Regions from separate parts of the Homo sapiens genome. Here regions 2, 3, 4 and 5 are each linked to region 1. A link is a contact called in ENCODE Hi-C or POLR2A ChIA-PET data. All regions are on one chromosome and are shown on one strand. The core of a region is the stretch at or near the end of the contact, and the rest is flanking DNA. Distances in the headings are between cores, read along the strand shown.

Region 1 (4,548 bases), core at 802-3,301:
ACTGCGCTAGGAAGCAAGTTTACACGAAAAATACCTCTACAAGATCCTTTCTTGGCCTCAACTTCAAAAGGGGTTCGCTGAGACGGATGGAACACATTCCACCCTTCCCTTCATAGCTGCATATCCCAGCACACCTAGAAAACAATCACCATAAAAATGTGTTACATTGGCCAAATATGCCCAAGTCCTTACACATTCTTGGGCAGTTCACACTAACTCAGTTGGCAGATGGCTTTCATGAAAGTATACCCCCCTTGGTTAGCAGATACTTGCATTTCACCTAATTAATTAGTTACAACCCCCGCGGGCGCCTCCCGCGATGGCTCCGATCCCCGCCGGGCAAGGAAGGAAAGCAGCGTGCTCTCACCACCCTGCTTGAGAAGGTGGAAGGCTGCAGGCACCTGCTAGAGACGCCAGGACCGTACCTGGTGTACAACGGGGACCTAGTGGAATACGATGCGGACCACATGGCCCAACTGCAGCTCCCCTTGCCCTAGCTAGGCTGCAACAGCTCAAAGGCAATCCTATTCTGCTACTCCCAGTCTCCTTCCGACAAGTTACAGTTCGGTGTTATTAACAAGCAGATATCTCCAGTAGCATATCTCCAAAATCATAACAGACGCCTGTATAAAGGAAATTGGTACTTTAAACACAATTTAATATCATATCTTAATTTGTTTGACAGTAGGTTGTTTTCTATCAACTCAAAAACAAGCATGCTGGGATACAACTGTATCTTAAACTTAACCCTGTTCACGTGCAGGAGTAGATTATTATTTCAAATAGGGATTTCTGAAATTTAGCGTGTAGAAAAAGAATCGTTTTAAAAGCATCACTGAAGATCCCCAATGCAACACACGAGCTAACTAAAGTGGGTTTCCTAACGGGAATAGAGGAGGAGAACACACATCCTTTGGCAGTTACTCTGCGTCCTCAGCACTTTCTTAGGTGCAGATTTGGTTGCTTCTCCCTTCTGGGTCCTACAGCACTATCATAAGGCAAATCAGGAACTTGTTATTTTCAAGTGAAGTGAGATTCAAATAAAAATCTCTTTTTTGTTACGGCCCTGAGTCCAACCGTGGCGGTGTGGTCTACACAGCTTTCTTATTGTTCGAGTGGGAGAAAAGGTAAGGAAGACAGAAACACGCCGAGGCAGGAATTGCCAGGTCCAAAACCAGACTCCCCTCATTTAACGCCCCCTGGGACCGTCGGACTAGAGAAAGGAGAGAAAACCAGGGCCGGGGGCTGCAGGAAAGCTGCCAGTCCCGCCTCTTTCCCCAGCGGGGCTCGGAACTCACAGGGTCATTCGCACGCTCCACTTCACCTCGACGGCCTCCAGCTGGCCCCAGAAGAATTGGTCGTTAAACTGAACAAACAGTGCCTGCAAGTCCGGTGTGGGGTCCACCAACTCCCACGACGCGTCCACTAGCGACAGGGACTCCTGGGCATGATCGCGCTCCGCCTCCTGCAAGTTCCACTCCTCCTGAAGCCGCAGTGCCAACATCAAGTCATCATCCATCGTTGCCAGGATCACAGGCGGGGTCCGCCGGCGTCAGGCTGGCTCCCCAGTTACGCCGCGACCCCAAGCCGCCTAGCCGAGGACCAGGACTAGCTCCTAGGAGATGCCGGCTCTCGAGACGGCCCGTCAATCCCGCGAGAGTTCGCGGAAACGCGCTTGAGAACGAGAACGGAGCTTACCCCAAACGCCGAAGCCAAGATTCTAGGGCTTTAAAAAAAGCAGTCAGCATGACACCTCCTAGTGGGCGCAGAACCTGGGCTCACAGGGCTCGGGCCCTACGAAGCTTTCAGGAAGCTAGTTTCAGCCTTTACTCTTTGCCGGTTATTTCAAACCTCAACGTCACGCTCGGTTCATGCGCAGTACCGAAATTTCTCTCGGCCTCTCCCTCCCCTCACTTCCGCAATAGCTCATCTTGCGCATGCGCTTTAACCGATGGCATTGCTGCGCAGGCGCAATGTCTGCGCTCGGCCCACTTGCGCAGGCGCAGTGTCTGACGCTCAGACCCGGCGCAGGCGTACTCGTCTCGTTCCCATTCCTGCTTCCTCAGCCCAGGAGCTCGGTTGGCCTTGGGTGGGTCTAGACAGCCGCGGCGGCTGCGGCGCCGATAGTGACAGTGAGTGCGTGAGACCCGGAGAGAAATGGCGATGGCGATGTCGGACAGTGGGGCGAGCCGCCTGCGTCGGCAGCTGGAGTCAGGGGGTTTTGAGGCGCGGCTGTACGTGAAGCAGCTCTCGCAGCAGTCGGATGGGGACCGGGACCTCCAGGAGCACCGGCAGCGCATCCAGGCGCTGGCGGAGGAGACGGCGCAGAACCTGAAGCGCAACGTCTACCAGAACTACCGGCAGTTCATAGAGACGGCCCGCGAGATCTCCTACCTGGAGAGCGAGATGTACCAGCTCAGCCATTTGCTGACCGAGCAGAAAAGCAGCCTGGAGAGCATCCCGCTTACGTTGCTGCCTGCCGCTGCTGCCGCCGGAGCCGCCGCCGCCTCTGGAGGGGAGGAGGGAGTCGGTGGGGCGGGGGGCCGAGACCACCTCCGAGGCCAGGCCGGCTTTTTCTCCACCCCCGGGGGTGCCTCCCGCGACGGCTCCGGTCCAGGCGAGGAAGGAAAGCAGCGCACTCTCACCACCCTGCTTGAGAAGGTGGAAGGCTGCAGGCATCTGCTGGAGACGCCGGGACAGTACTTGGTGTACAATGGGGACCTAGTGGAATACGATGCGGACCACATGGCCCAACTGCAGCGGGTGCACGGCTTTCTCATGAACGATTGCTTGTTGGTGGCTACCTGGCTGCCTCAGCGGCGTGGGATGTATCGCTACAACGCTCTCTATTCCCTAGATGGTTTGGCCGTAGTCAATGTCAAGGACAACCCGCCCATGAAGGACATGTTCAAGCTGCTTATGTTCCCCGAGAGCCGTATTTTCCAGGCCGAAAATGCTAAAATCAAACGAGAGTGGCTGGAAGTGCTGGAGGACACCAAGAGGGCCCTCAGTGAGAAAAGGCGAAGGGAGCAGGAGGAGGCAGCGGCCCCTCGAGGGCCACCCCAAGTGACTTCCAAGGCCACTAACCCATTTGAGGATGACGAAGAAGAAGAACCAGCTGTTCCTGAGGTAGAGGAAGAGAAGGTGGACCTCTCCATGGAATGGATCCAGGAGTTACCTGAAGACCTGGATGTCTGCATTGCGCAGAGAGACTTTGAAGGGGCGGTTGACCTGCTGGATAAATTGAACCATTACCTGGAAGATAAACCTAGCCCACCTCCTGTAAAAGAACTAAGGGCCAAAGTGGAGGAGCGAGTTCGACAGCTCACTGAGGTGCTAGTTTTCGAACTCTCCCCAGATCGTTCCCTGAGAGGTGGTCCGAAGGCTACTCGCAGAGCAGTTTCGCAACTGATCCGGCTGGGCCAGTGCACGAAGGCCTGTGAGCTATTTTTGAGAAACAGGGCAGCCGCTGTTCATACTGCAATTCGTCAGCTTCGCATCGAAGGTGCCACTTTACTCTATATTCATAAGCTGTGCCATGTCTTCTTTACCAGCCTTCTCGAGACTGCAAGAGAATTTGAGATCGATTTTGCAGGCACTGACAGCGGCTGCTACTCTGCCTTTGTGGTCTGGGCAAGATCAGCCATGGGCATGTTCGTGGATGCTTTTAGCAAGCAGGTGTTTGATAGTAAGGAGAGCCTCTCTACAGCAGCTGAGTGTGTAAAAGTGGCTAAGGAGCATTGCCAGCAACTGGGTGATATCGGACTGGATCTCACCTTCATCATCCATGCCCTTCTGGTGAAAGACATCCAAGGGGCCTTGCACAGTTACAAAGAAATCATCATTGAAGCCACTAAACATCGCAACTCTGAAGAGATGTGGAGGAGGATGAACTTGATGACGCCAGAAGCCCTGGGTAAGCTCAAAGAAGAGATGAAAAGTTGTGGGGTAAGTAACTTTGAGCAGTACACAGGGGATGACTGCTGGGTGAACCTAAGTTACACAGTGGTTGCTTTCACCAAACAGACCATGGGCTTCTTGGAAGAGGCCCTGAAGCTGTATTTCCCAGAGCTGCACATGGTACTTTTGGAGAGCCTGGTGGAAATCATTTTGGTTGCTGTTCAGCATGTGGATTATAGTCTTCGATGTGAGCAGGATCCAGAGAAGAAAGCTTTTATCAGACAGAATGCATCCTTTTTATATGAAACAGTCCTCCCTGTGGTGGAGAAAAGGTTTGAAGAAGGTGTGGGGAAACCTGCCAAGCAACTCCAAGATCTGAGGAATGCATCTAGACTTATTCGTGTGAATCCTGAAAGTACAACATCAGTGGTCTAATGCTTGGGTCTGTTTATATGTGTATATATGCAGAGAGAGAGCTTATATATTATTTATATTTATATTAAGTTGTATTAGCATACTCTATAGTTTCAAACACAACTTGAAAATTAAAAGTGCCCTCTTAAAAATACAAAAATCAAAAAGAGGAAAATAAGTTAAATTAAGCCCAAGTAACAAAAATACTGGAATTATTAAAACGTATAGTATGCT
Region 2 (4,548 bases), core at 1,200-3,699, 1.3 Mb before region 1:
TTTCTGGTTTACTGCTGTATTCCCTGCACTTAGGTGGTTTTTGCCACATAATAGGCTCACAGTAAACAAATATTTGTTAAAGAAATGATTGGGAGTTGTGGGTTGAACGTAAAAGAACTTCCTTTATCTTGGCTTTTGTTGAACTAAATACTGTTGAGCAAGTTCTAATCATTATTTCTATTGTACATGATCTATCTTGAACAACAGTTTATACCTCATTTATGCCTTTCCTGGGTCGTTTGAAATGACCTGTGATTGAACTCTGATATGGAACTGGTAAAAATGTGGAAGTTTCTGAAGAGGGACTGTGTTCCATCTGTTACATCAAGAACTTTATAGCCCCATTCAGAGGGGTGTGGTTCCTGGGAGCCTGGGCACCCTTAGGTGGCCGCCTTTCATGAGAGAGTATGATTCACACCTTTCCCAGGTTTCAAAGTCTCATCTGTGCTGATGCCTGCATAGCCCTATTTGAATCCCATGAGGCTGCAGTTGACTTAAAAGCCCTGGCTGGGGCTTAATCAAGCTTACTGAACAGAAAGGATTTCTGAATTGTGTAGTACTGTCTGTAGTCCTTTAGCTCTCAGTCCATTAGCAGGGTTCATTTCTACAGGAAATCATGATGTTTAAAAACCCCATCAGTATTGTATAGTGCATCTTTTGTTGACTCAGTACATGAGGATATTATTTATGCCTTAAATGTGGTAGGTGCTCAGTAGCCATAGTCTTAATTTTATATGGTAAAAGTCTTTTATCTTTAATATCTTAACGTAGTGCTAGTTCTTATAATATGACATTAGAGGGATGTCATTCTAACTCCTATTTGTTTACATTTGTGTATAAGGTATGCTGTGATAAGTGCTGTAAGCAAGGCATACATGATAGTAGAAGCATCCAATTTATCAACCAATTTTATTTGAGGATCGTTGTAACTCATTTGTTTGGAATAATAGGTCATTTTTCCCATTTAAAATGTTTTAATTTGGGCATAGTGGCTCATGCCTGTAATCCCAGTGCTTTGGGAGGCTGAGGCAAGGATTGCTTGAGCCCAGGAGTTTGAGACTAGCCTGGACTGCAAAGCAAGGCCCCATCTCTACAGAAAATTTTAAAATGAGCCGAGTGTGGTGGTGCACACCTGTCGACCTAGCCACTGGGGAGGCTGAGGAGGGCCGATCCCTTGAGCCCAGGCGTTCGAGGTTACGGTGGGCTGATCGTGCCAGTGGACCCCAACCTGTGTGACAGAGTGAGACCCTGTCACAAAAAAAAAAAAATGTTTTAAATGACAAGAATAAGTGAAGGAGACTAATGTTGATTTATGAAGAGAATAAAGAATTGGGGAGAGATATTCTTAAAGGCGAGTGTAAAATGTTACCGTGCTTGAACTTTCATTTGTGTTCTCTCATGTATACTTAACGAGAACCTTATAAGGCTGGTGGGATTTTTTTCCCTTTTACAGATACAAAAACTAAGGTTTAATGAAAGTGTGGTTTTCTGAATCTGAGTCCTTATGTTTTAAACCCATTTCTCTTGGTTCCAGCTATAGTGTTCTTTATTCTACAGCTCACTTGTAAGGTATGGTAGGTTTCAATAAATCATGATGAAAGGAAAGAATGAAAAGACAGAAAGGAAGAAGGGAGAGAGGGAGGGAACTAAAGAAGGTGTGTGCATATAAGAATGGCGGAATTACCGACTCACTATCACTGAAAGGGGGAAGTGGAGGCTGAGGGTTGGGCTAATGAGCTCATTGTTCTGGTCTAAAAACTGCCCTGTTCTCTCAGCCAGTGAATTGTCTGTTATTAACTAGAAATTTTGTAATTTGTGGTGAGGTAGCAGTTTTACTGATTGAATCAGGTTATATATTCTTTGTTGGGAAGTGAGTGGGTCCTTCTGTGATCATGCAGAGAACATTTTTTTTAGCCCGAGTCTTTGCCAAGATTAAAAGAAATATAAGAGGAAAACAATTTTTGTTTTGCATTTATATTTTGCTAGATTTGCATAATCTTTGTTTAAGCCAGTTGAATGTGAATCCCTAAATACATTTCAGGCATTTAAATATTTAAAAGGATTCATCCACAGTACTTTACTCACCCAAAGAATAAGTGCTTACAACAAAGAAAATAACACCCTTGCAGATGTAGCCTATGTAGACTTTGTTCACCTTGTCATTGAATTATACAACATTAATAGAGAAGCTAGAATTTGAACATTCACTGAAATGCTTAGCTGGCTCTGTTCCAAAATATTGTTTCCCTGGTAGAGAAAGCAGGACAATTTGTTTAAAACTGGCAGTTTGCCAGTCAGAATAGCTCTGACGCAATCATTGCAGTAACTACTTTGCTCTGACTGCTAATTTTAGGGCAGTTAAATCTGGGTGATGTCTGATGGCTGCTGTCGCTGTGCGTCTGGTTATGTGAAGCTTTCTAAATTCATCCTCTTAGCTTGGCACCGTAACTTAGTTCTTTCTGAGATAAGCTGTGGAGCAGAGGGGATGTTGAGTCGGCACAGGATATGTGCATGGAATGAGGAACAAGGCCCTAGGAGAGTTTCAAGAGACACTGCTTTCATCTTACTACGCTCTTTGTTATTCCAATAGCAAAGGCTTAGCACATCTGTACTTCCCTTGCTGTAGCACCCTGGGAGGTGTTGAGGAAGGTGGAGAGAAGTGTACATCGAGACACCTACCTTCATGGAACAGGGTTCTGGCAATATGCACTTGCTTTCCTTGTCATCCCTGCAAGCATTAGTGTGTTTAAAAGTGAACTTTTATCTTCTTCCTTTTTGGAACAGGTAAAACTACGGAGAAAAATGGTAATTTAAAAAAATCTGGCCGGGCGTGGTGGCTCATGCCCATAATCCCAGCACTTTGGGAGGCTGAGGCGGGCGGATCATGAGTTCAGGAGTTCAAGACCAGCCTGACCAACATGGTGAAACCCCGTCTCTACTAAAAATACAAAAATTAGCCAGGCTTGGCAGCGCGTGCCTGTAATCCCAGCTACTCAGGAGGCTGAGGCGGGAGAAACGCTTGAACTCGGGAGGCGGAGGTTGCAGTGAGCTGAGATCGCGCCACTGCACTCCAGCCTGGTGAGAGAGCAAGACTCCATCTTAAAAAAAAAATCTATTTGGAGCATTTAAGAGCAGAGTAGAATATCCTGCTATTGCAGATGATACAAGTGGGATAAGGGGTTCTTCCATGGCCTTGTCTAACTCCCTCAGCTTTCTGGGGCAGTGACTATAATCCAATTTTAAAATAAGGATGTGGGACCATGCCATCTTGAAGTCTTTTTAAATGCTGGCATTCTAAGATTTCCAAGTTAACAGGGGCACCCTAGGGTGTGAGACCCCTGAGGACAGGGATCTTGTCCTTCCATCCCTTCCATCCCGTCCTGGGTAGCTGTCAGGCAGAGTCAGCAAATTAACTGACTCTTAGAATTTAGTCCTCGGAGGGACTTTGAGTGTTCTTCTAGTTAAACTTCCTGATGTTACTGATTCAGAACTATCAGAGGGCATGATTTAATCACTAGAGCTATTGTGTAGTAGCATGGGCTACCTTATTAGGTGATGAATGCACTGCCTTCTTAGGTGATGAACTAACTAACTTGGGCAGAGTTGATGGCTATGTGTCAGGTGTATTAGAAAAAGATTCCTGTGTAAATGAGACCATATGATAGATGGGCGCTACAGCTTCTTTCAGATGAAAGACTGTGTGGTTAGCTGAGAATAAGGTGGGTTTGCATGGTTAGGAAAACATTCAAGGAAGATAGAACTTGAGTTAAGCTTTGGAAAATGGTTAGGATTTGAGTTTTTGTTGAGGGCCTCTTGTGTGCAGGGAAACTGTAGGCCCTCTCCAAGACCAGAAGATACATACAGAACACTCTCAGTTGTTCCTTTGATCACAGTACTATCTCTATTAAAATGATCTGCTTAAATACAAACTCATCTTTTTGCCTGGTTTAGGTTTTGCAACTCCAGAGATGCATTTTATTAACAAAAGCAACATTAAGGAGAAGTGACGGACAGTATTTTCAAAGTGGTGATAATTACTTTGTCTATCACGTAAGATGGTCATTATGTTTTTTTTCCTCACTGTAATTTACTGAAGGTTATAGACTGTGTCATAAAACTAAAGGAAAAATTACTTTGGATATACAGAGATATAAATGACGTTTTGGTATAAAATTACTGAATTCATTTCAGTTAGTTGACAGAATATACACATAGTATTATATTTGCAACTCAAGGTCATGTGTTTTGTTTTGAGACTTTATACTTAGGAATATATAACTTGATAATTGATACACTGAAGTGATTTATTTTAAAATTATGCGGAGTAACAAGAGTTTTTTTTTTTTTTTTTGAGATGGAGTCTCACTCTGTCCCTCAGGCTGGAGTGCACTGGTGCAATCTTGGCTCACTGCAACCTCCGACTCTTGGGTTGAAGCGATTCTCCTGCCTCAGCCTCCTGATTAGCTGGGATTATAGGCGCACGCCACCATGCCCAGCTAATTTTTGTATTTTTAGTAGAGACGGGGTTTCACCATCTTGGTCAGGCTG
Region 3 (4,548 bases), core at 1,290-3,789, 1.3 Mb before region 1:
ATCTAGAAAAAGGTGTCAGTGCAGAAGCTGAAAGCACACAGCCCGTGCGTGCTGAGCGGGTTCCTCACCCCAGCCTTTCTCCCAGGCTGCAGAAAGGACTCAGGAAATGTGGCCCATCATTATTACTTATGCTTGTTAAACAGGAATTGACCAGATACCTCATTTTAACATTTTAAAGATATCTCTATGAGAGAGTTGAATATTTGACTTAGGACTTTTAGAAAAATATATATTATTGTTTTTCTTAAATGTGATGTTTTGTGTTTGTTGTAAATACGTGATACAATATGTAATAATTTATGCAGCCCTTGAACACGCTGTCTTCAGAGTCGTTTTGCAGCTGCTGTCTGAGTTTCCTAAGTCATTTGGATTTACTTGGGTGTGTTCAGCCCAGATAAAAATGTGGATCTACCTGAATGTGTCCAGCACCTGCACCACTATTAAAACCGAGAATTTCCTGAGGTCAGGAATTACAGGGAACTGATTCTCTTCATTACTTGGGACTAATTTCCCCTTCTTCCATTTTTCCAGTCGTACAGCAGAAGACTATGAAATAGAGGATTTAAGGAGAGAAGAAAAGGGCATTTTCACCTTTTTTTTTTTTTCCTGTGAACATTCGGAGAGGATAAACTGAAGCTTGAAATATTAGTGCTCATTTTAATTTTATATTAAATTAGTTTTATTACAAGTTTTCTAAGGTTCTTTATGGAAAGGTTAAAAAAGATTTGTTGTTGTTGTTGTTTAGTTCTAGAAAACCTGGCAGTTTACAAAGTTTTGGGGTAACAGTAAACTTTCCTTCCTTTGATTCACTAAGTTTTTCTTAGTCTTTCAATACCTGAGGGCCAGGAGTGTATAGACTACATGATAAATCAGTTTTTTATTTTATTTTCACATATAAACCAGAGTTAATTTGATTTAAGATCAACAGACTTGATTTATAAAAGAATACTTGTATTTTTAGATCTGAACATTTTAGGTGGCTACAATTTTACCCCAAATTAAGAACCTTTGCAAACCAAGTGGCAGGTGGTCTCATTCAGCTATACCAGTTGAGATGTGTTTACCTCTGGAGATGGAGTGAAAGAAATTGTATCTGGCAGATAGCGGAGGAAAATTGTCTTCATGGCTAATTATTCAGTGACTTCTATCTATGCAGCTTCCCATTTTAATTCTGACGGTAAGTGTCTGCAAATGTCTGTGCTAAATATTCCTCTTGCTTTCAGACAGCCTCTAAGTAAGTGTGTGTGTGTAAGAATTGATAACTTTATATTTTTTTCCTCTCTTTTCTCTGGTAGTTTATTTTTAGTAGTAAAATAGTGGCAATGGATAATTCAGTCACGTTTTCCTTCTTTTTCTTATTCTGGTAGCCCCTTCCTAAGAGTGATTAGTGGGAAAAAAAGGGACATAAGGGCTCAGTCCCACTAGAAGCACCCATAGAAGTGGCCCTTTATGATGGCAGGCGGCACTTACAGGCTTAGGCTGTTGCCATTTCAACTGTGTTCTTATTTTTTTAAGCAAGAGTCTCAGCCAGTTCTAGTAAATTAAAAATTAGAACATAAGAAGTGAGGAACAAGAGTTCCTCTTGGGCTGGGATAAACTGGATTTTGAAGTAGAGCAACCTCCGTTCACTGACTCCTTGGTCAGGAGTTTATTGGTACAAGGGCTCGGAAGCATTTTCCTCTCTCCTTGTCATAAGGTACCGCATCTTTTTGATTTTCTTAGACTCTGCCCTAACATGGCCTCACTAAGGAGACTAGAAAACTGAGAGAAAACCTTGCCAGTCAGTAAACTGCATCACAAGGCCTGAAGAGAGAGCTTAAAGGCAACACACAACAAAAGGCAGAGGTGCCAGATGGCTATGCCATTCTGGGTTAAAGGTTAAACCTCATCCTCCCTGGAGACCAGCCAGAGGCAGCCACATTCCTGGCCCTGGTGGGGGCTCCTGGCCCAAGGGCTCCACTGCCCATCCTCGGCAGACCCAGGGAGGAGCTGGGTTTGGTGTAGAACAGGTAATGGGCAGCACAGTACTCATGAGTAGCAAACCTTACAGGACTGATCCCGTCATGACCAATATGGAAATGTCAGTACTCGAGTACCTGTGTGTGTTGATCTTCTCTCTGAAATATAAACAGCTAAATTATTTTCCAATTTGGTCAAGGAAATAGGGAATCACATGTGAACTATTTTTGTAATAGGCCGAGTTACTAATTTTTGTTTAACTAACTCTTTCCATTTAAATGCTTTTTGGCTGTTTTGTCATTGTTCCTATGTGGGCTGCTATTTTCAGATAGGGTGCTGGAGGTCAGTAAGGCCAAGAGAGACGGTGAGCACTCATCACTGCTCCCCTGTGTTGGCTGCACTCCGGAAAATGGGCACACACCTTGAAATCAGCCGTGTTCTGATTTACCCGGCTTTCCGTTAACCAGCCCTTTAACTTGACCAAGGTTTATTCCCTTTTGTTTGCTGTAAACTATGTTGAGGAAACTCTTACAAAGCACAGTCCTTCCTGTTTGTATTGTCTGCATTTTAGGTTGATGGGGTGGGTTTCATTTCTCTCTTAGAGTCACTTCTCTAATCCAGTTTCTTTTGTCTAATGCATGGTAAAGAATTCACTGTTCGATATGACTGACTTTGGTCTGCAGTTAGTTGGAAGATCTCATATTCTTTCACTGCAGGACAATTTTTTTTTTCCTTTTTTTGTTTTTTTATGGTGGTAGAGATATTGGGAGGAATGCAGGGATGGAACTAATTTGTGTGTGGCTGGTTGCATGGGCGAGGCCCAATGCCATGTGCTTCTCTAAGCCATGTTCCCGTTCAGGAAGTAGGTAGGGCCCGAGAGCTAGGGTCTGAATCAGCATGTGACATCAGGTCCACTGTGTTTCTCCTCCATACCCTCTGCTTTCCAGAAAACAGTGTGTATGAACTCCAGCTCACTTTCTTCCAGCAGTCTTGTTAAAATGCTGGTGCTATCACTGAGTTAAATTTCTTATTTCTCCTTCAACTTTATTAAGTTTGGTTTAATTTATTTACTTTCTTCAGACTCAAGTTGTATACAAAAATAAATGGAGCTTTATTGAATCTCACTGCGCAATTGGTGACACACACCTTTTAGAGAAATAAAGTCAAGAGTCATTTTTATGGGGCATCTTGAGATAAACTCTTGAGGGGTTTTGTGTAGCCTGCGTGGGAGGGCCCTGGAGGTGGAGGTGAGAGACTGTGGGAATTGGGGAGGTGAGGACTGTCTGTTCCATGATGTGCTCCAGCAAGGTGTCTGGGGACTTGACTTCCCTTGTGGGGAAGAGGATAGGAGAGATGGAATTCCCGGATTGCGTTGCTGGATTGCAGGCACACTCCAGTGGGCTCTGGAAGCCCTCAGAGGAACCCTTGACTTGAGATAGAGCGATGACTTCCTGTTCTGTGATTCGTCCTCCTTGGCTGGATGGTTTCTGAACTGCTGCAGGAAGTGTCTGTTTAGTTGTGCAAGTATTGTTTCAGGAATTAGAAGTTGTGTTTCCTTTCCTGAAACGCATATGCCTTACTATAGATAAGGAGATTCTTTTTTCTTTTTTATAGTTCTTATACCTCAAGCATGCCATTTTTCTAAACAGGAGCCTATATGTGAATGCACTTATCAGTTTTCCCCTGGGTTCAGTAAAATGGATTTGTCTTAGATTCCTGTAGTAAAGTTGTTGACAGAGAGTTGAGGGAAGATCAGCTGAAAAGCATCCAAGTGTGGAATCCACTGGAGAACAGTGCTTTGCCCATTTAAGTGTCTGACAACTGAGTTATTTGTAAGTTATGCCAAGGATATTTTTAGAACTCAGTATCTTATCCTTAGGTTACCAATTATTTTGATTCCCCAACAGACTCCAAAGGGTACAAGAGAAGTGAGATTGGAAAAAAGAATTTCTGCGAAGAGAAGCTCAACTGAATCTTAACTATGGTAATTAATTGGCAGAAAATCAATAATTCAGTGAGAAGCCTCTCAGCCAATGGTGGCAAAAGACAATGTAGTGAATGTTAGTGGATTTGGGAGAGTATACAAGTACCAGTGAGCTAACTGGGTGAATTTACATACTGTGTTACCGTAGTGTTACACAAGACTAGTCATTTGGGAAATTGATGGAAGATTAATGGAGATCCAAATGTTTAAATAGTTTAATCATTGTCTGACCCTAAAGAGAAACCTCAGTGAATACGTATTTGGCTTAATGAATTGAAATGAAACTGCGTTTTGTCACCCGATGGTGAGGAAATTTTAGCTCACCTGCTTTATGTCTCAAATTCTTTTCCATAAACGTGCCCCTGTGTTTCCTTGAGGGAACTGCCACCTAAATGTTTCTTTCAGATAGTGCTTCTCAATTATTTTAGTCTCATGCCTTTTTTTTACACTCTGGAAAATAATTGAGGACTCCAAAGAGTTTTTGTTTATGTGAGTTCTATCAATCACATAATCTACCATATCAGAAATAAAAAAGGGATTTTAGAAATCATTATTGAATTTAAAATAACAATATAACCACCTGTATGTTAACATAAATAATACTT
Region 4 (4,548 bases), core at 410-2,909, 1.2 Mb after region 1:
AGTCTCCACTGCCTCACAGATGGAATTAAAGCTAAATACAAAACTAGAAGCCCTAAAGTCACAACCTCAGGTGGCTGGGTTTCCGGGTCAGTGGGCCAGACCAACAGCAGTTTCAGCACACTGCCGGAACTCAGAGCCTCAGGTGTTTAGGTATTCATTCCAGGCCAGGAGGAGGCATGGCTCCTGGAAGCAGGCACTAAGCCTGTCATCTCCATTCAGTATCGTTTCTCAGATTCTCAGACTGAAATCTTTAGGCAATTGCATGCCATCCTCCATGGGCACAGTCACCCTTATACAGAGAGATCAACTTGCTGCTCAGAGATACACAGCTGATCAGGGAATACAAAACTTTGCTATCACTCCGAAGTCCAGGAAACAGAGCGGACAATGCCTGGAAATTCTGCACTGCACGGCCATGAGCAAAAAGAGTTGGCATACCCTCATGCACTGTGTCACCAAGTGGTTAATATGCAACTATTGCACAAGACCTGCTTCTAAGAAGTCAAGTCCGAAGACCGGACTAAAGAAATGAATCATCTTTACCGAATTACTACAATCACTATGGAGGCCCAGAAATGTTGAGTAAAGGTGAGTGGGAAGAGGCTGGAGAGATGAAAGTGTGCATGCTGACTGGCAGATACAGCGCTGGATCTGGCATCAGACAGGACTGGTCTGTCCCCACCACTTCCTAGTTGTCCATCTTGAACAAGTCTTTTGACTTCTCTCTGGGTGCCTGTGCCCCAGTTTGTATAATGGATATAATCATGCTTATGAGCCAACAGGACATGAACCTTGATGGAGAATGCAAACACAGGTGCTCACGTTCTCTGAAGCCCCACAGTGAGACAGCACCGACAGACGCCCTCACTTTCGAATGCTGACATTTATGCAACTCCCACCTCATCCGTGCTGACCACTGCGAGGAAGAAGGTGGGACACAGAGACTCTATGTTCCCACAGGAGCTTACACAAGAGCAACACGGTTCACTGAACCGCAGGGACCATCAACTCTAGGGAGCACCATTAATTTTGTGTGCCACTCAGGAAGAAAAACACGATCAATGAAACCCTGAAACACCATCCATGGAAGATGCATCCTGATTTCAGACATGTTAAAACATGAGAGGCGGGGGAAATGTGCATTGTAGAATCAATGATATGGTGCGACAAGAGCCCCCAGTGGGCCCCAGAGCTCGGCTCTGGTCCTGACCAAACAATGTCTAAAACCAGCTTGAGTCCACAGAGCAGTGGGTGTTCAGTTTGGCTGCTCTTCAATAACCCTGGGAACCTGTTTGCATTTCAGACTCCCTGTCCCTCCTGGAGAATGATTCAGTTGCTCTGAAAGGAGGTCTGAGCACCTCTCTAACACATCCTGTCTGTGCCAGCTGGGAAAAGGAAGGCTGGCTAAATAGCAGAATGGATCTAACAGCACAGCAGCTTCCCTTCCACACCCCCAGCCTCTGGCATCAGTACGCTCCTTACAGGAAGGGCCCCAAACAGAGCCGAAGGTGTGGTCTGAATCCACAGCGCCACTGTGGCCCTCCTGCCTACATTCCATTTCTGCTGTTTCTCTGACACTTTCCCCCACTCTGATTCATTTTCCGAGTATGCAGTTGCAAAACCTACGCTTAGAACGGGGGGACTGCAAGCGTCCTGTGTGGCATTTCCCTAAGTCAGCTGTGACTCAGCCTGGCAAGGGCCCAGGTGCCTTCAGAGTGGCTTCCTGCAAAGACCAGTAATGACGGGCCAGCCGCTGCACTCAGGCACATGAGCCAGCACCTCTGCGACTGAGATCCAGGGAAGGAACGGGATCGCCCTCCTACCTCCCAGCACTGCAAATGTCATTTACATTTTGAAGCCACTGGGGACATGGGTGGAACTCTGTGAGCTGGTGAATTACGCATTCCAGGATTTCTGAAGCCTATTAAGAAAGGAGAGCCAGGGTGGGCGGCCATCACGAAGCAGCTCCAACCACCTGTTTCCCTCCTCCCGCATTTCCCCCACCCAGCACATCACATTTATTTTATGACTCGGTGCATCCAACAAGGCACGGCTTTTAAAGCTTCCCATTTCTGATGCTACAGAGCCAGGAAACCAGGAATCAAGATTATCAGGCTAAAATACAGCCGCCTCTCTTTGAGGCCCACCAGCTGGTTCTGAGAACCTACTGCACCACCATGGAAAAGGGATTCCCTAGCCTTCTCTACCCAAATACCCCAGAAGATAAGATTTCAGCTTTTTAAGATAGTGGTTCCATTAACCTTTGGAGAAAGGAGGAGAGACCCTGTTCGGGGAGCTCTATGCCAAATAAAGACAGAGCCAACCTCCCTGCCTCCCTCGGCCCCCCACCACCCCAGAACCTACTGACCCTTGCAGAGCCAGCCTGCTGACTCCTTTGGAGAGAACCATAAGAGAAGCTTCAGGACGCTCAGGAGTTAGAGGGAAAATGAAGCCATTTACCAAACAGAAGCACATGACTGCCTCGCACTCAGTAAGCACAAGCTGAATCAATTAGTTAATTAAACCTGATACGGGGCTCTGTGGGGTTAAGATCTTACACCCTGAGTAAGGAACACTGCTGAAGAAGGAAACAGTCGCTCTGGGAGATGCTGCTACCAAAATCAGTGGAAGGTCAGGTAGGAGCAGCTCTCACGGAGTAAATGACTAGGAGAAGGGGAGGAATGAATAACAATCCATTACCTAATAAGGGGTTTGTCTAAACCAGCTAACTTGTTTCAGAATTGAGGCCAAAATCAGGGTTAGCTGCAACAGTGCCTACATGATAATTATGTGCTTTTTTTTTTTCCTTTTGGCTTTGTGTGTGTGGTTTTGGAGGGATGGGTTCTTTCATTTTCTGTTTTTGTGTGCCACCTACTTGTCTCCTTAGAACCACAGACAAAATCCTGCAAGAATCTCTTTCCTGGGAGCAGAACTCATGCCCTGGTGAGCCCCACAGACACAGACTGCCTCTGCAGCCTGGTGGCATCTGCCCCAGAACCAACCAGAAAAAAAGGTGACTTACATTTCTTTCCAACCACCAAGGCTGAAGATGGAAATCTGTTCACAGTTGCAGATGTTGGCTGGGGAGAAAAGGGGGGCTGCTGCAGGAAGGCATCTGGGTGCTCAACACTGTGGCTAATTATTGCTGAATAAAAAATAATCATCTTTGCATGACTGTAGCAAGGTTGCTCATGGATACAAAGTATATTAAGGTGAAGACAGTAAACACCACACTAAAGGTCTCATGATGTGCAAACTGAGATTCCATGAACGTTACTAAAATCTATTACGGGGATTTTGGACTGACTCCTTGAAATCCAGGGAACAATTATTAAAACATGAAAGGACCACAACTGTCTATTTCTGCAGATAGCTCCTTCTAGCAACTGTTTTCCTGGACTGCCTCACCTAGGAGGTAACAGAGGCTCTTTACAATTCCTCCAAATGCAAATTTGATAGAGTTATAGGAGTCTCTTACTGCACAGTGCTGTGTTCTAAACACGATCTCAGCAAGGCCAATGGACCTCGGGCTTAACCTCAATATGAGCCTCAGTGAGTAAAATGTCACTACTGGTCACATGCAGAGTCATCAAACAACACTCTCGTCCATGCTACCTTCTGAGTATTCTCCAGTCTTCACCCATGGCCCCGCCTCTCCACTGCCCCTGCAAAGAAAAAGTCCTCCATCCTTGCCCTGCCACAACTACTGGACATCTTCAACCTTTCCACCACCCAAGACTCTGTTATTTACCCCACAGAATCTGTTTCCATCAATGGCTATGAAAAAACAGAGAGTGATTTAATCTGTTCGCTTTTTTTTTAAGGCCATCAACTGTCCTGAGTCATCACACTAAGTGTCTGTCATTCTAATTGGATGCAGAGGTGTTTTTACAATAAGCCTGGGCAGCTTTATGTCAAATCAATGAACAATTTCCAACCACCATTTGTAAACAATAATAAATCAAGGACTCTCGAAACGGAACCCCCAAGGTATAAACGTTCCCCTACAGAAGCCCATCTGCTGCAAGCTCTTCCAGAAAATAAACCTGGAATTCTAAAACCTAAAAAAGGAAATGATCCATTTGGGCTTACAATTTCAGAGACACAACTTCACTCTTGAAGACCAAAATTGCCACGTTTATTTTGATGCTGCCATTGCTGTCTCAAGCAGAAGCTCCCCTTATGTTGCTCTATTCCTGATTCACAGAATGAAAAACTGTACATTAGGCCAAGGGTTACTGAGCGCTCAGCATGCCGGGCCCTCGCAAGGCACTGGAGACTGCAGTGAACAAGACATACCTGCCCTCCTGGGGCTTCGTCTAAGCTCCCCTTTTCTGACTTTGAAAGGAAGCTTGTTTTTCAGGAGGGAAAAATCTTCTTCCAAGAGAACAGGCAAAGTTTTGAGCTTTGCATGCCCTTAAAACTTACTAGCACCTAAAATTAGCTTCTCTGATAGATGTGTCTTTGCACTTTACACAATGCAGAAGGCTCCCCAAGAAGGGCAAATTGTGCCCGCATCAACCAGTAAAACCATTCGGAAAACAAAGA
Region 5 (4,548 bases), core at 889-3,388, 1.2 Mb after region 1:
GATTGTTCAGGAACAGCAGGAAAATGTACTGCCTTGGTTCCAAATCACTCCAATGAGAAGTGCTGCCTGCCTCCTCCAAATACCTGGAGCCAGGGAATTACTCCCATTAGGCCCCACCATAGTTATTTCTGGACATGATGCAACCTGAGAGATTTTTTCATGCCACAGGTAGATTTAGGGAGAACTCAATTATATTTTCCTTGCTTTTTAGTAACATTAACACGCCACTGGTGACAAGGGGACATTCCAGCTTGCCACAAGTCCAGTACGACCACAGATCAGGTCAGAAGGGCTCTTGCGGGTGATAGACAGCTCTTGCAGCAATGTTTTGCAACACACCAGCACACAACATGCTTAAGAATTGGTGTCTCTCCCTCTGCTGTCTCCATGTCTACATCAAAATTAAAGAGAAGAAAATAATAAAATTAACCCCCAGAAAGTACCTATCAGTACTTGCACTTAATTCATTTCCACCTAAATCCAGGCCGGGTAATATTCTTGACATTGTATAGATCTAATGACAATGTCTTTACTTCTTTTTAAAGTTGAGCCAGGCACGTGACTGGTTTAAAGGCCACTTAGTCCAAAGGACAGGGAGTCATATCTTCAGGTCATCCTCACGTCACTATCCACATGCTTTCATTAAGTGGTCAAAGCTGTACGTTTGAAGCTACAGAGTTCACCAAATAAACAGAATGACTAAGAAACCAAAACCAGGTGTTTTCACATTTTTAGAGTCCCCTGACAGTGTGGTTCGGGGGTTTGGTTTCTGTATCACATCTGCTAAGTGTGCAGGTCATTTTCAAAACCACGCATGCTGAGAGACTAGCAAACAAAGGCAATGATCATGAGGTTAAAGTAGACAAAAGAAGGCAATTAAAACATTTCCACTACCCATCATATAGGAGAAGAACATAAGTACACCTGTTGCCTTCTAAATAAAATATATATTTTTCCTTTCCATAATCGTAGAAAGTAAAAAAGACTTAAGAAATGAAGTCAAGGTCTATTTCCACAAAGGCTCAAGCAAGACAATACCAAATGGGTACAAAATGAAAGACAACTGAAAATCAAAGGTGGAGTCGGCTCTCAGAGGTCTCCAAAGCTCGGTGTCTAAACTTAGCTGTGCGGGCAACACACACACAGACATACACAACCAGTATACGTCAGTTATTTTCGAACCCTGGAACTCACACAAAGACATGACCAACCTGCATGTGCCCCTCTTCAAAGTAGTCCCCTGGGGAGACCCTTGGTATTCCCATGATGCTGTCATCATTCAAAATATTTCTGGAACTCCCCTAACGGGTTGGCCCCCAGAGACAACAGCATAATGTTCATCCTCTAAAGCACATTTGTTTTTTGGAAACAGCTAACAACCACTTGGAGCCAAGCGTCACGAATAAGGCAGGTGATCAAGCTTGGAAATTTTGTTCTTGGTCAGAAACTCACAGTGGGCACCAAATGGCAAGTATAATTTCTCCTAAGGCTCATAGACTAGCTGTGACCACGATGCCAAAAGCAGAGGTTCAACAATGTTCTGAACGCTGAAAATAAGTGTGAAGTCTCCTAAACAGCATGCTTGAAACTCGCCACTTTGAATACACTTGTTCTGATTAGACTATTACAACCAGCCTTGTGTCTTTATAACAATGTCTTGATAAATCACTACTGCACATCCCCAACTCAATGTAGCCCCAAGCAAGTTATTAATAACAAGGGGATGCGGGACACTTCAACTGCCAATCAAGAGACGACAGGCCACAACCCTGCACAGAGATGTCTGCATTCCACAGGCAGATGTCAACGCCCAGGAGTACGTGCAGACATAAATATGCACTATACGCGTGTGCAGAGATCTATATATACACCACAGATTCACAGCTCATCCCAAATCATCCTTAGTGGGCTTATCCTAAATATAGATAATAAATTCATGTTAATAATAGCTGAGACCTTTAAAATGCTCTGAAGGAAAACACACACACACGGATGAACACACACACACACGTATGTACATGCACACACACACACACACAGAGCCACCCTTATGCATTCCTGCACGCTGATCCACTGTGGTTTTCTGGTTTCCTTATCCCTGGGGGGAAAATTTTGTCAAAAAGATACACCCAAGAAATGTAAGCTAAACACTGACAGAGGCCTTCCCTGGAACACTTGTCCCAACATGCTATGATTTGAAAAGATGAGGGGGTCACTGAGAGACCAGGTCGAGGGAGAGAGAGGAGCAGCGGAGCAGCCACTGATTTGGAGGCCTCAGGGCTTGGGATTTATTTAACAGATTTTCTGAACCTCAATCTCATGGAGAATGAATTCTTTCAAGGGAAAGCGATATCTTTTCTTTTCTAACCAACTACAAAAGAACTGGTCCACTAGCCAAATATAATCAAGTTTGGTTTGGTTATATAGTTTGCCAAATATAACCAAGGAAAGCACCAGCTGTCTGTCTACCCATGCTTGCGGGGCAAAGGTTTATGAGGAAAATGGCATTATCCCAGTTCCTGGCAAACAACCTGTTCATAATGTACAGCACCGCTCAGGAGGAAGGGTGAACACTGGATTCAAATTCTAAACCCACAGTCCCAGCTAGTCGGGAGGCTGAGGCTTGAATGGTTGAGCCCAAGAGTTCAAGGCTAGCCTGGGCAACAGAGTAAGACCCTGTCCCTTGAAAAAAAAAAAAAAAAAAAGCATAACAGTATTTAAATAAACTACAAAGGGAAATATAAATTTATATATCAAAAAATAAACGTTATAAGATAAATAAATACATTCTAAATCCCTCCTCCCCTCTTCTAGCTGTGTGACCTCGAGCAAGTTACTGATGCTCCCAATGTCCCAATGTCCCCTTTTTGGGATCTATGCAAAGTGGGGTATGCAAAAGCACTCATCCTCCTGGGGCTGCTGAAGGGACTGACTCCGTGGGCATGGAAAGTTCCCAGCACAGTCCCTGAGTTACAGTCAGCTATTATTGCTTATGATGATGGCAACCTACTAAAGGCAGACACTGATGTTCTCCTCGGCAAAAACAAAGCCTTGTGAAATGGACATCCGCCTAATTCTCCCCTCAAACCTTGCCTTGAGTATTCTGGAATGGTGGTAGGGTTCTCCTCCTCAAAGAAGTAACCCATCAGAAACCTGGCAGGGACAAAGAAGAGGGGAGTGAGGGAATGCAACCAGGATGGAGACAGAAACAAAAAGAGAAGGGAAAAATCAAGAAGGCAAACAGGGGAGGGCAGGAAAGCCAACAGAGTTGTCTGTTCACGCACAAAAGCCTGCTGGTGCTTCCTCCAGTGCAGGGAGCCTGCCCCACCGCCCGCCACGGGACTAAGACAGCGCCTCCTCAGGTGTGGTCCAGGGACCCATACAAAGCCTTCACAACCCCACAGGCATGTGCCAGCACACAGCAGGCAGGTGCAGCACCATGGCTCTTGCAGAAAAGAGGAAAGAGCTGGAAGTGACCTCCAGATCCCAGGGAATGTCAACAAGGAAGTGGCTCTATGCCATTTGGACACTGGCTGGAGATCATTGCGTTAAACATCCTCCCTTCAGAGGAGCATCAGGAAAGGGTACGTGGCCAGCAGGATGCAGTACCAGGGAGAACCACTTGGTGCGTACCATTCTAAGACATGTTTTCAATAAATCCGGAGAAAGATTAGGAGTCCTAAACCACAGTTAACCAATTTCTGGCCTAGTGTTTACATCAAAGTTTGCATATAAGCCACTCAGCCTATCAAAATATTAAGGAAGTCACTGGGAATTTTATTTTATCCAAGGGGTGGAAGCAGTGCCAACATGATCTAGCCTGAGATTCAGCTGTGTCTGGCCATGTGTGACGACCTGGGGCCACAGTCACTGGAAAGAAGATACCGGCAGGGCATTTAGTGTGTGCGGAGGAGGATGAGGGAAGTTTTCTCTCCCAAGCAGCCTGGGGAGAGGCCGAGGAGAAAGGAATGCTGTTGTTTGGGTGACCAGCCCTGGGGAGCTGTGCGTCCCTGAGTCCTGCGGAAGGAAGGGCAGATCGGAGCTGAGCAGCCATTTTCATGACTGATCTGCTGCTTCGTGTCCAGCTGGCACAGGCGACACTGGAGGGGAGAGGCCCGGGACTCCACTTAGACATGGAACACAGTGTTCCCCAAAGCCGACTCCAGGGATGTGTGGAGGTACCAAGAGGGTTTGTAGTTTGGCAGGTTTGAGAGGCAACACCCTTGGCGGGGACTGCCCTCTTCTCGGGAAGAGCCCTGGAGATGGCTGACATGGGAGCAGATGACATCCACAAGGCAGGCATCCAAGGGCATCCAAGGGCTGTTCCTGATAGGCACGTCCTGGACCCCTGGAACTGAATGGGTGGAACTTTGAGAAAAGACAGGGCAAGCTGGTTAACACTGTTACTATGTAACCTTACAACACCAGCTGCTGAGGCCTGGAGAATCCCAGGTGTAGCCTTTAACACCGCCCACTCACCCCCACCCCCACCCCCAACGCATGCAAGAGGCTAGTGAGGACTGCAGTGTATGGTGGCAGACGCTTGGA

The links. Hi-C counts contacts between places; a loop is a spot of excess contacts on that map. ChIA-PET counts read pairs that join two places held with the same protein, here RNA polymerase II (POLR2A). Pooled maps may share reads with other maps.
Region 2: a pooled map shows a loop between it and region 1 (4-fold over the local background). The contact joins the enhancer-like site here to the promoter of EXOC8 in region 1. A Hi-C loop is called at or near these places in 1 of 168 maps with a recorded cell type or tissue (CD8-positive, alpha-beta T cell) and 4 of 50 pooled maps. POLR2A ChIA-PET finds 5 or more read pairs at or near these places in 1 of 52 experiments (activated CD4-positive, alpha-beta T cell).
Region 3: a map with no recorded cell type shows a loop between it and region 1 (2.7-fold over the local background). The contact joins the enhancer-like site here to the promoter of EXOC8 in region 1. A Hi-C loop is called at or near these places in 2 of 37 single-sample maps with no recorded cell type and 3 of 50 pooled maps.
Region 4: a map with no recorded cell type shows a loop between it and region 1 (8-fold over the local background). The contact joins the enhancer-like site here to the promoter of EXOC8 in region 1. A Hi-C loop is called at or near these places in 1 of 37 single-sample maps with no recorded cell type and 2 of 50 pooled maps. POLR2A ChIA-PET finds 5 or more read pairs at or near these places in 1 of 52 experiments (activated CD4-positive, alpha-beta T cell).
Region 5: a map with no recorded cell type shows a loop between it and region 1 (9-fold over the local background). The contact joins the enhancer-like site here to the promoter of EXOC8 in region 1. A Hi-C loop is called at or near these places in 3 of 37 single-sample maps with no recorded cell type and 2 of 50 pooled maps.

The regions. Positions count from the first base shown.
Region 1 is chr1:231,335,355-231,339,902 of GRCh38, reverse strand. It overlaps EXOC8 (exocyst complex component 8), which reads left to right and starts at 2,051. Exons shown (of 1, transcript NM_175876.5): 1 at 2,051-4,548. The coding sequence starts at 2,158. The coding sequence ends at 4,335. SPRTN (SprT-like N-terminal domain) reads right to left here and starts at 1,610. Exons shown (of 5, transcript NM_032018.7): 1 at 1,299-1,610; 2 at 35-134. The coding sequence starts at 1,519. RefSeq lists silencers at 326-375, 2,447-2,616 and enhancers at 124-998, 1,397-1,596, 999-1,873, 2,177-2,236, 2,277-2,326 and 1 more.
Region 2 is chr1:232,618,457-232,623,004 of GRCh38, reverse strand. All of the region lies in intron 1 of SIPA1L2 (signal induced proliferation associated 1 like 2), which reads left to right. Among named protein-coding and RNA genes, the nearest start is that of SIPA1L2, 9.4 kb to the left of the region's middle. Within about 2 kb of position 2,449, at least 18 of the 41 ENCODE cell types and tissues checked have a DNase peak (open chromatin) inside an H3K27ac peak, as active enhancers do.
Region 3 is chr1:232,588,867-232,593,414 of GRCh38, reverse strand. The region is part of intron 1 of SIPA1L2 (signal induced proliferation associated 1 like 2); the gene reads left to right. Among named protein-coding and RNA genes, the nearest start is that of SIPA1L2, 39 kb to the left of the region's middle. RefSeq lists an enhancer at 1,961-2,461. Within about 2 kb of position 2,539, at least 7 of the 41 ENCODE cell types and tissues checked have a DNase peak (open chromatin) inside an H3K27ac peak, as active enhancers do.
Region 4 is chr1:230,101,987-230,106,534 of GRCh38, reverse strand. All of the region lies in intron 1 of GALNT2 (polypeptide N-acetylgalactosaminyltransferase 2), which reads right to left. Among named protein-coding and RNA genes, the nearest start is that of GALNT2, 37 kb to the right of the region's middle. RefSeq lists enhancers at 780-849, 816-1,537, 909-2,108. Within about 2 kb of position 1,659, at least 29 of the 41 ENCODE cell types and tissues checked have a DNase peak (open chromatin) inside an H3K27ac peak, as active enhancers do.
Region 5 is chr1:230,120,106-230,124,653 of GRCh38, reverse strand. The region is part of intron 1 of GALNT2 (polypeptide N-acetylgalactosaminyltransferase 2); the gene reads right to left. Among named protein-coding and RNA genes, the nearest start is that of GALNT2, 55 kb to the right of the region's middle. RefSeq lists a silencer at 138-432 and enhancers at 1,174-1,383, 1,394-1,523. Within about 2 kb of position 2,138, at least 9 of the 41 ENCODE cell types and tissues checked have a DNase peak (open chromatin) inside an H3K27ac peak, as active enhancers do.